Regions from separate parts of the Homo sapiens genome. Here region 1 is linked to region 2. Evidence: chromatin contacts called from ENCODE Hi-C or POLR2A ChIA-PET data. All regions are on one chromosome and are shown on one strand. The core of a region is the stretch at or near the end of the contact, and the rest is flanking DNA. Distances in the headings are between cores, read along the strand shown. Region 1 overlaps LINC02889 (long intergenic non-protein coding RNA 2889). Region 2 overlaps LOC101927609 (a long non-coding RNA gene).

Region 1 (5,136 bases), core at 2,466-4,965, 270 kb before region 2:
ACAAACTTCTAGTGGGTGCATCCTTTGGTTCCCAAACCAATGCTTTATTATGGATCTTATTATTATTTTACTTAAAATGTGCATATAAATAGAGTTTTTAGAACTCTAACATGTTTTGAATATTAAAATAATAAAATGAATTGGGAATATTTCCTTTTTTATGATCTGGGATTATTTAAATGACATTTGAATTGTCTATTTTATTTTTTGATATATAGATGGAACTAAGTCAGAAAACCAAGTGGTCCTCGTCTGTTTTTTTACACGAGGAATTTTAACAAGTGTAATAAAATCTTTGGTAATTGGTCTATTCATGTTTTCTACTTCTTGGGTCAAAGTTGGTAATTTATATTTTGGAGATCTGTTGAAATAATGTGTTATCATACAATATGATGAAGTTTTGTTCTAAGAATGCAAGAATTTTCAATATTGGGAAACCTCTTCAGTGTAGTTCATTACAATGAACATGTTAAGGGATAAAAATCCAAATGTCCGTAGAGTAGATGCTTGTAGAAGTAACTGCCAGTTGTCCTTCGTATCTGTTCTTCACATCTTTAAAGATAATAAAATCCCAATTTTAGCTGGCCACATGATTTCCCGGAATAAATACTTTCTCAGACTCTCATGGATTTACTCATGGCCGTATCACTAAGTTCTCACCAATGTAATGCAAGCAAAAGTAGCATATGCATCTTTTGGCAATGTTTGTCCAGGAAGGGGACTTGCCCTTGATTTTTTCCATTTTCTTCTTCTTGTTTTCTAGAATTAAAACATGATAATTGGCCCTGAAGCAGCCATGGGGCCACAGGCTGCTTGTTGAGGTGGCAGAACAGGAGAGGAGGAGCCTGGGTGCCAACGGTTGTGGGTCTGTTTTACCAGCCCTTGACTTACTACATTTATACAATAGAGAGGAGTTCCTATTTGTTTTAAGCCACTGCTATTTTCAGTTAGCCATTTCTCACAGCTGAACTTACCCTATGTGACAACCATTGGCACCCAGGTTCCTCCTCTCCTGTTCTGCCACTTCAACAAGATGGTGTCTCCTTATGTGGCCCAGGCTGGTCTCGAACTCCTTGGCCCCAAGGAATCCTACCACTTTGGCATCCCAAAGTGCTGGTATTAAAGGTGTGAGCCAAAAAATAATAATTTTAAATAGTTGGAAGGCATATTATATTCTTAGATGGAAATACGTACCAATATTATAAAGATATCAGTGTTCTATTTTTATAAACATATAAATACAATGCAATTCCTATTAAAATGCCAACAGAGTTTTCTGTACTCAATTTCCAAAAATGATACTTTATAATTTTTGGGGCCAGGCGTGGTGGCTCACTCCTGTAATCCCAGCAATTTGGGAGGCTGAAGTGGGCAGATCACCTGAGGTCGGGAGTTCAAGACCAGCCTGGCCAACATGGGGAAACCCCATCTCTACTAAAAATATAAAAATTAGCTGGGCCTAGTGGCAGCTGTCTGTAAGCCCAGCTACTCAGGAGGCTGAGGCAGGAGAATTGCTTGAACCCGGGAAGCAGAGGTTGCAGTGAGCCAAGATGGCTCCACTGCATTCCAGCCTGGGTGACAGAGCAAGACGCAGTCTCAAAAAAAATAATAATAATATAAATTTTTTTGAAAAAAGTAATCCTCAAGGATCACCAATATTTTTTGGGAAAAATGAGGTTAGAATTGTCTTACAAAATATTAGAATATAGATGAGAACTACTTATGAAATCAGTATAGTTTGGCATAAGCATAGAAAAAATACATCAGTGGGGCAGAACAGAGAATCAAGAAACGATTATATGTAAAAATGTATTTTAATTTAGTGGGAAATCTATGATTTATTAAGTTGCATTAAACACTATCCTTCTGAAAGAAAGCAGGACCCCTGATTTCTATCTGTTCCATACCAAGAAGGGCTCCAGCTCATTTTTGAAAACACTCCAAACCCCATTTTCAAACTCCATCCACATTCTGTGGAAGCGGCCAACCCTTGGCTCTCTCTCGGACTTAATGGGTACATGCTCCTACAGCCTTGCCTGCCCTTAGAAGCGGGCCCTCACAGAGCCTATTTGGGGAGGAGTTCTGACGCTCACAGGACTTGCAGCAGAGTGTACATTGGAATGGGAATAGATAAATGGACTCAGAGAAGCCATGACCTTTAGCCCTTCAGACTGCTCTCTTCATAAAGAGGCACATGACTAGAGGAAGGCCAGATCAGACTAAAGAGTGTGGACTAGAGCAGGGCAACTCTTGCCTGGGTCTCAGTGAAGTAGTGTCACCATATTCTTTTTCCTTTTGCCATTACAAGTGCAACAACCTCTTCCTCAGCCAGAATATAGGAGTAAAGATAACTTTGAGCATAAATACAGCTGACCTAAAAAGATAATATTTATTTTTGGGCATTATAGTGGCATCACTGCTAGCCATTCCTTACTAATACATATGTGTATCTTTGTATGTGTACATATGTCTGTACATGGAAGTTCATCAACTAGTTTGTTTATCTAAATGACATGTGCCTAAATCTAAAAGGACATATGCCTGTGGGTATTTGTACACAGGGAACTACATGAAATGATGGGTGCTAAAATGTTAATGGTGATTATTTAAACGTGGTATCTCGGGGGGTGGGATATCATGTTTTTACTTTCTTTCTTAGAATTTTATGTCATTTGAGTTTTCCAAAAGATTGTTATTTAAGTAGCAAGAGAAAAAGAATGAAACCATTTCATTATAGAGGAAAACAAAAGACTAAGCCTGGAGAATGTCGGCCAGTTTCTCTCCTTGAATTGGACTTCCTTCTCCTCCCAATGATTGTGACCTCTTTTCTTCTGGTAAAGTGCAGTTTGTTCCCAGAGTTTACCTAGATTTCAACAATTTTATAGGATAGACATCATGAAGTTTTCCCCAGTTTCATTAAATGGATTGGCTAATTCATGAGAGAAGGTAACCACAATAATTAAGCTCTTAATGTGTGCTATGGATGTTAGCCTTATGCTGCGGCCATATCTGGGGCTGGTGTGTTGATAGGGTTACCTAGTGTAAAGGGTCCATGATAGTGGTCACATCCTTCTTTCAAACTGATTTCACAATGAAATGATGTGTCTAGGAAGGGAATTTAGGAATCAGTTGTGGAGATCTGGAAGAGATGTTGTAAAACCCCTAGGAAGAAAGAACATCTTCCACCTCTTCTTGCTTGGGGCCTGGACTGACCTCCCAGATGCCTGCCTTTAGCCAATATTTCTGCTTGCCAGTTATAAAAGTTGGGTAACATCTTAAAGAAGATGATAAAATAACCAAGATAACATAAACAGTAAGATAAAGTGGTATAAAATGAGCACTATAAAATGGCAAAGTAAAAGCCAAGAATTAATAACAAATGATAAACGTTAGAGAGCCAACGATGAAAACTAGAAACTGAAGATTAAAGAAAATAAAATTGAGTTTAAAAATAATAGCTTGAAGAGCAACATACAATCATAAAATACAATATGTAAATTAGCTAAGATAATAAAATTGTTAGACTAATAAATGAGGGGTTAACTGGGACCCTTTGGGGGCTACTGTGAGCAGCAACTGAGCTTCAAGCTCAGTTTTTCCTCCTAGGCTAGGAGTCTGTTGGCAGTGATTTCTGAACTTTGAGGCTCCCATATGGTTGATTTCAGGAGAGCGGAGCCCTGAGGTTTTGGCCGTGAAGGTCCCTTCTTGTATTTTCCCTATCATGTCCCCACCCATCATTTCCAGTCAGGCGGTTGACCTCCTTACCTCTGTACCTCCTCAAACATGATTGATGCAATGTTTATTTTAGCACATACTCAAATATTTGCATTTCTTTGTACTAGTTTATTTTGGTAAAGGGAAAGATTAAAATGAAACCAACTTAGCAAAAGCCCCTAAATTTTACATTTAGCCCTTATTCTCATTTTTTTAAAAAAGAAATCATTAAACACATGAGAGTCTCCTTATTTGTAAAGCCGGTTGTTTAAATCACTTCTGTGCCAGTGCCAATTCATATTGCAAAATTATAATGTTCACCTCATTTTATATATATATATATATATATATATATATATATATATATATATGAAGTACTTAAAGATCTGATTTTTCTCCACATTATCAGCTGTATAATAGGAATGGCCTACACTGCTTTGAGTCTTAAAATCTAGTTTTACCAGGGTTTTATTTCAGTCCTGTAAATAAATGAAAAACTTTTATTAAATGAAATTGATGTCATTGAGATTTAAGTAATGAACAAGCTTTTTCTTAAGTAGGTTAATCATTTTATTTAATCAACCTACAATGATTATGTCATAAGCAAAATGATTTAAATTAAACATATATCCTTGAATAAAATTTCACCTTCATTTGATTCCCATTTGACCAAATCAGTTGTAAAGTAGTCACACACTGTATATACATAGTACTACATGCATGTATTCACTATAAACAGGCAACAGATGGTAAATATATCAAAACTGACACACAAGAGTAATTGTGGTTCAGAAAGATCTTGAAATCTGGGAGAATTTGATAAGACCTCAAAGGGAGGCCTCATCAGAGGTGCTCAGTGGGAGAAAGCAATAAGGCCATTTGGAGATTTGGGCATTGACTGTTTTCTAATTCATTCATTTCAGAATTAGTGACTACTCTCCTTGAGGAAAGATTTCAGCAATATAGTCTACAAAACCTCTTCAAAAGTAATTATTCATTAAATAACAGCAACCCTAGGATTGGCTCTTAAGGATGAGCTAAAGTTATTTTAGTTTAATATTTCAGACCTAAATGAACTTCTCTCAAATAGTCCTAGCTGGTTTAAATTGGTTTTAATGTCACAGTTGTAAGGGAAGCCTCAGTATTGGTGGACCTACTGGAAGATGAGAAAACAGCAGGCATGGTGGTGCCACTGTACAGACTGCATGACAACATTATCTGGCAGAGCTCAAGAGCTGCCCTCAAAAAGCCACAGAACTCAACATACAGTGAAGGGCCACCTGCATGGCAAGGCCATTGTCACCCTTCCTATGCCATGACTTGCTTTGCGGAACCAAGTTTAAATGTATTTCAGATGCTTATGGATCAAGTATGCTTGAGAAACTATATGTATTCCTGATTCCCAAGTACTTTGGGAAATGA
Region 2 (4,867 bases), core at 1,000-3,499:
ACCTTCAGAATCGAAAAACATGAACTCACTTAACATTTTTGAGCCTGAGGACTTGCGAAACAATGAGTTTTGATGCTCTGAGATCAGGGCCCGAGATGAAGGAGTGTGGTGGCATTAACATGTGAGAGATGCCAAAGTGAAGGAAATAGATAACATCACCCAGGAATTTAAAAGGAGGCAAACAATGGAAGAATGAGTCTGTAGGGACAAATCTGAGTAAAGGCCATAGGTACTCTGAGTCTGGATGACATGAAGATCTGTGAGGGCTGAAGGAGTCAAGAAGTCTCATTTGTGAACAGAATGTGACTTCAGTTGGGCCTTAAAGGAGGATAGAATTTAAGTAGGCAGTGGTTTGTGTGAGGTAGTTCATATGAGGCAATTGGTAGGAATAGTTGCATGGAGTTCGAATGGTACAAAGGCTCACCTCACAGGAAGGAAGGCAGTGGTGAGAAACGAGTTCACCTAGGTATGGGAGGATACCATATACTTGTATAAGCCCAGCATTTGAATTTCATTCACCATTTCAGTAAATGATGATTGAATGTTTGTATCATACCAGACACCCTTCGAGGAGCTAGGGATACAACAATTTACAAGATAAGCCTTCTGCTCACAAGAAGCTTTAGATTTAACGTGTGTGTGTGTGTGTGTGTGTGTGTGTGTGGTGGGGGGGTGCATATAAGCAAAAATACCACAATTATTATAATTCATTCAATAAACACATATTGAACATATTCTGTAGGTCAGGCACCATGATGGGTGCTGCAGATACAATAATAAATAAGTCATGGTCCTCAAGAAGCCATTGAACTATTAAAGAGTTTTGATTAGGTCCCTGGTGGCAGATGAAAAGCATTATTTTATTTATTTATTTATTTATTTATTTATTTAATTATTTATTTGAAGACTGAGTCTTACTCTGTTGCCTTGGCTGGAGTGCAGTGGCATGATCTCTGCTCACTGCAACCTCCACATCCTGGTTCAAGCGATTCTCCTGTCTCAGCCTCCTGAGTAGCTGGGATTACAGGAGTGCAACACTACACCCAGCTAATTTTTGCATTTTTAGTACAGATGGGGTTTCGCCGTGTTGGCCATGCTGGTCTCAAGCTTCTGACCTCAGGTGATCCACCCACCTCAGCCTCCCAAAGTGCTGGGATTACATGTTTGAGCTACCGCACCTGGCCAAAAAGCATTTTTAGGGGAGGTTTTTTCTTTCTCCTTGTACACGCAATGAAGTAAAGGACAATCTGAGCCTAGATAAATGAAATGGTAAACCTTGATATAAGGTAGAAGCAACAATTGTGGAGATAAAGGGATTATATAAGAGATGTATTTGTAAAAAAAAAAATGGGGGAATTGAGTAACTGATGAACATAAGTCTCAGACAGAGTGAGAGAGAGAAAATGTATGAGACCATATTTGTTCTCTTTTTAGGTGTCTGAAAATTTGTTGTGACTAACATTTTAAATGTGACAATGTCATGAAACATTTTTCTGGGGACATCAGATTTCTTTGTAGAAAGGGGACTTCCCCATTGCCAATACCTTGACTCACTTATCTGTTCCTCCTCAGATGGGGAGTGAGTGTCATCTTAAAGCAAGCAGAGGTTTGTTTTGTTTGGATATCAATCTTAAGGTCTACTTGGAGCATCCAGAATGTTTCTTAAACGATTGACCAAATTGACCAAAGATGTTACAGTTTCTGAGGTGTCCACTCAGAGTCAGCAAACACTGCACAAATAAAAAACAATCGGTAAATTATTTCCAAGGATTGGAAACAGAAATCCTCAGATGATTCACCGATGACTCAGTTTTCTGTGTATCGCTTCTACTCTACTTGTTGCCAAGGGAACTTGGGGCCTACTTCCTACCACACGACGGCTATAAAAAGTACCAGCAAAAGCCGCAGTAGAGTAACTTCTCTACTCTTTTATTAAAAATGGCTAACGGACTAAATGTCAGTTACATAAGAAAGATTTAGGTTTGTCTGTGAAGGTCATATCTACCGGTACCATGAAATACTGAGAAACCACGTTGTTACTCTTTTTATCTTTCATTTGCTTTTAACTACACTGCTTTCTTTATGCGGGGCATTTTATATAATGTACCTAACATGCCAACAGAAATTGTATGTTCTTCATAAACTCCAGACCAATGTGCTTTTGCAGTGATAGAAGTGACCTGTGAAATCTGTGTCAACCTCAGAGCCAGGGTAAGATACCGTCATCACACTGCCAGCCTGCCTGCTTCTCTGGGTCCTTGTGGCAGGGGAAGGAGATGAGACAGGGAGTAGGAGAGAGACTGACTGCTACAAAGGGACCTGTGCAGCTTCACTCTTATAGCCACTGTCTGTGTGGATCTCTTTTGACAATCATCTTTTATCAAGCAACATAAAAATATCAGTACTATTAAGTATCCATAAGAAGGCACCAATCATGAGTGGATATTTCCATATATAAAACCTAGGTTTCTTTCCTTTCAATATGTGCATTGAGTTCAATTCTCATCTGGAAACAGGGAATGAAAGCCGCTTGTATGGATAGTTGTCAGGAAGACATATACAGGATATAAGTTAAAAGCACAGACAAGCATGTTCTGTGTTTACAGGGGGCAGGAACTCTCTCAGCAAGAAGTCCTGGTACGACAAGACAGTTAAAGGCATTCCAGGAATATACTGTTTTCATTTGGCTGTGAGTCTTCCTAGAAAATGTAAAAGAAAGTTTTCCCTGTTAAGATAACACATTTTCTCTTTATGGTTTCATGAGGGCAGAAGGAAGCTCTCAGCTGTTCTTACATAAAGCCTTGTCTGAGAGGTATGGGATGCCTGATATTTTTTATGCTTAGATTTATATAACATTATAGCTCTTCTTCTCTTTGAAGAGGCAATATGGTTGAATAAGATCATAAATTTAAATTTACTATTAAAAAGTATTAAGTATTATGTGTAATACACACTGATTTTTCTAAAATGCAAGTCTGATCTTGTCATCTCTTTCTACCTTAAAATTTATTATAGGTCTCCTATTTTTTAGAACATTAAAATCCAAGCTTCTTATGGGATGCAAAGCACTTGGTGGCCTCATCTCATTGTTCTTCTTTGTACTTGAGCATCATAGAGTTAGTTACTTGTAGCTTTGAATTCGTATTATTTTTCCACACCTCTGTGACTTGGTGCATAGGCTTTAATAAGCCTGAAATGTCTTCCCTCTCTTCCTATGTGATTGATTCCTATTTATCCTCAACACAAAATTCAGATATCGCCTGCTGTCTTGAGTCTTCACTGACTTAAAAGCAGTTCTTATGTAGGACCTCTACTCCTGTTCATATTTATGATGTTGCCTTTATAATGCTATATTTTGTCTGTTTCATCCTGTGTGCCTGTATTTTTTCTTTTTTTATACTGCATAATTCCTGGGATCCAGATTCATATTTCCAAAAAAACATCATTGTATTTCCAGCATTTTACACAGTCCCTGGCATATGGTAGTTGTTTATAACTTTTTGTTAAAGATCTTCCATTTTGCACCTTATGATAATTGTTAGATAAAAATCTAAAATAATGCATCACTAGAAAATGTAACATAGTAAATAAACATTGCATATGTGTGCCTTATAATGCCATGTAGAAAAGAGTGTGCTCAAAATTCCTTATTGGATAAAGAAGCAAAAGGTCATCGTGACATAAGTCTGATGCACGTAAATTAAAGAGTTATTTGTTCAACAAAGAACAGCAATAACAAAGTCTCCCAAAATCTGATGTCAGGATTAGCTGGTGAAAAGATTAAGATGTGTTTTTTTTTTCTCTCATTGTCCCAATACCTCTCAATGGAACCAACAAATATCTGCTGCAATGTCTGTTTCTTAAAAATTACCTGTTGGGCACCATGTACACTATTCAAGTTGATGGGTAGACTAAAAGCCCAGACTTCACCACTATACAATTCATTCATGTAACCAAAAACCGCTAGTATCACAGAAGCTATTGAAATTTTAAAAAAAATTAGCCTGCTTCTTAGCCAATCACTACTGAAGTTCTGCAACAGGCCTATCAACCAAGACGTATGAGATAAATTGCTCATTCCACCTACTGTTTCTTTGTCAGGGTACTCGCAAAGCTATGGACCCAAGTCTTTGAGAAGCCCTATCACTAGGAATAAAGGATAAGCATGAATTAACAGGGACAGAAGTATACGAGAAATTTTATTTTGAAGCAAGATTTATACTACCCCACTTCTGTAAGATCTGAAGTATCAGCACTATTTGACTTGCTGCAGAGGAAATCAGAACTAGTGTGAGGACCTGTAAACTTATATCAGCAACTTGGACCTTGCCTGGCCAAAGCTGTTAGAGCAGTATGTTGAGACACCTGGAGCTACAGAAGGAGTCACGCTCACTAAAAAGATGCCAGGACATACTGAGAAAGCTAAGGCAGAAATAGCACAATTGAGTCAAGTGCTGGATTAGGGCCAGAAAATGAAGAAAAATCACGCTGAGATATAATTGGGGAATAGAAGGATCTTTGAACAAGCATCGGGAATACTAAGTAGTTTTTGAGTGGTGTGTAGACAGGTAATCTTGGAATAAAATGTTTTGTAAATAATAAAAAACACCCTCTATTTCCTCTATGGGATAAACATTTTCTTCAAAGAGAAGAAAGTAGAGAGCTTATCTGTGCCAGGAATTCTAAGGCCTCAGTGGAGTTACTGCTTGGAATTTCTACCCAATCCCCTGGTAGCAGGCCTCCTGGCCAACTCCATGGAGCCTGGGTTTTCACAAAGCTGGAGCCTTACAGAAAGCACAAGGTAAGACTGAGAAATAGAAGGCTGACTTTAAGAAAAGGAGTACAATACTCTATTGAAAGTTGTCAT

The links. Hi-C counts contacts between places; a loop is a spot of excess contacts on that map. ChIA-PET counts read pairs that join two places held with the same protein, here RNA polymerase II (POLR2A). Pooled maps may share reads with other maps.
Region 1: a pooled map shows a loop between it and region 2 (3-fold over the local background). The contact joins two enhancer-like sites. A Hi-C loop is called at or near these places in 1 of 37 single-sample maps with no recorded cell type and 6 of 50 pooled maps. POLR2A ChIA-PET finds 5 or more read pairs at or near these places in 1 of 52 experiments (OCI-LY7).

The regions. Positions count from the first base shown.
Region 1 is chr7:17,504,895-17,510,030 of GRCh38, reverse strand. The region is part of intron 1 of LINC02889 (long intergenic non-protein coding RNA 2889); the gene reads left to right. Among named protein-coding and RNA genes, the nearest start is that of LINC02889, 51 kb to the left of the region's middle. Within about 2 kb of position 3,715, at least 2 of the 41 ENCODE cell types and tissues checked have a DNase peak (open chromatin) inside an H3K27ac peak, as active enhancers do.
Region 2 is chr7:17,231,598-17,236,464 of GRCh38, reverse strand. All of the region lies in intron 6 of LOC101927609 (a long non-coding RNA gene), which reads left to right. Among named protein-coding and RNA genes, the nearest start is that of AHR, 65 kb to the left of the region's middle. RefSeq lists enhancers at 1,594-1,853, 2,004-2,053, 1,159-2,358. Within about 2 kb of position 2,249, at least 15 of the 41 ENCODE cell types and tissues checked have a DNase peak (open chromatin) inside an H3K27ac peak, as active enhancers do.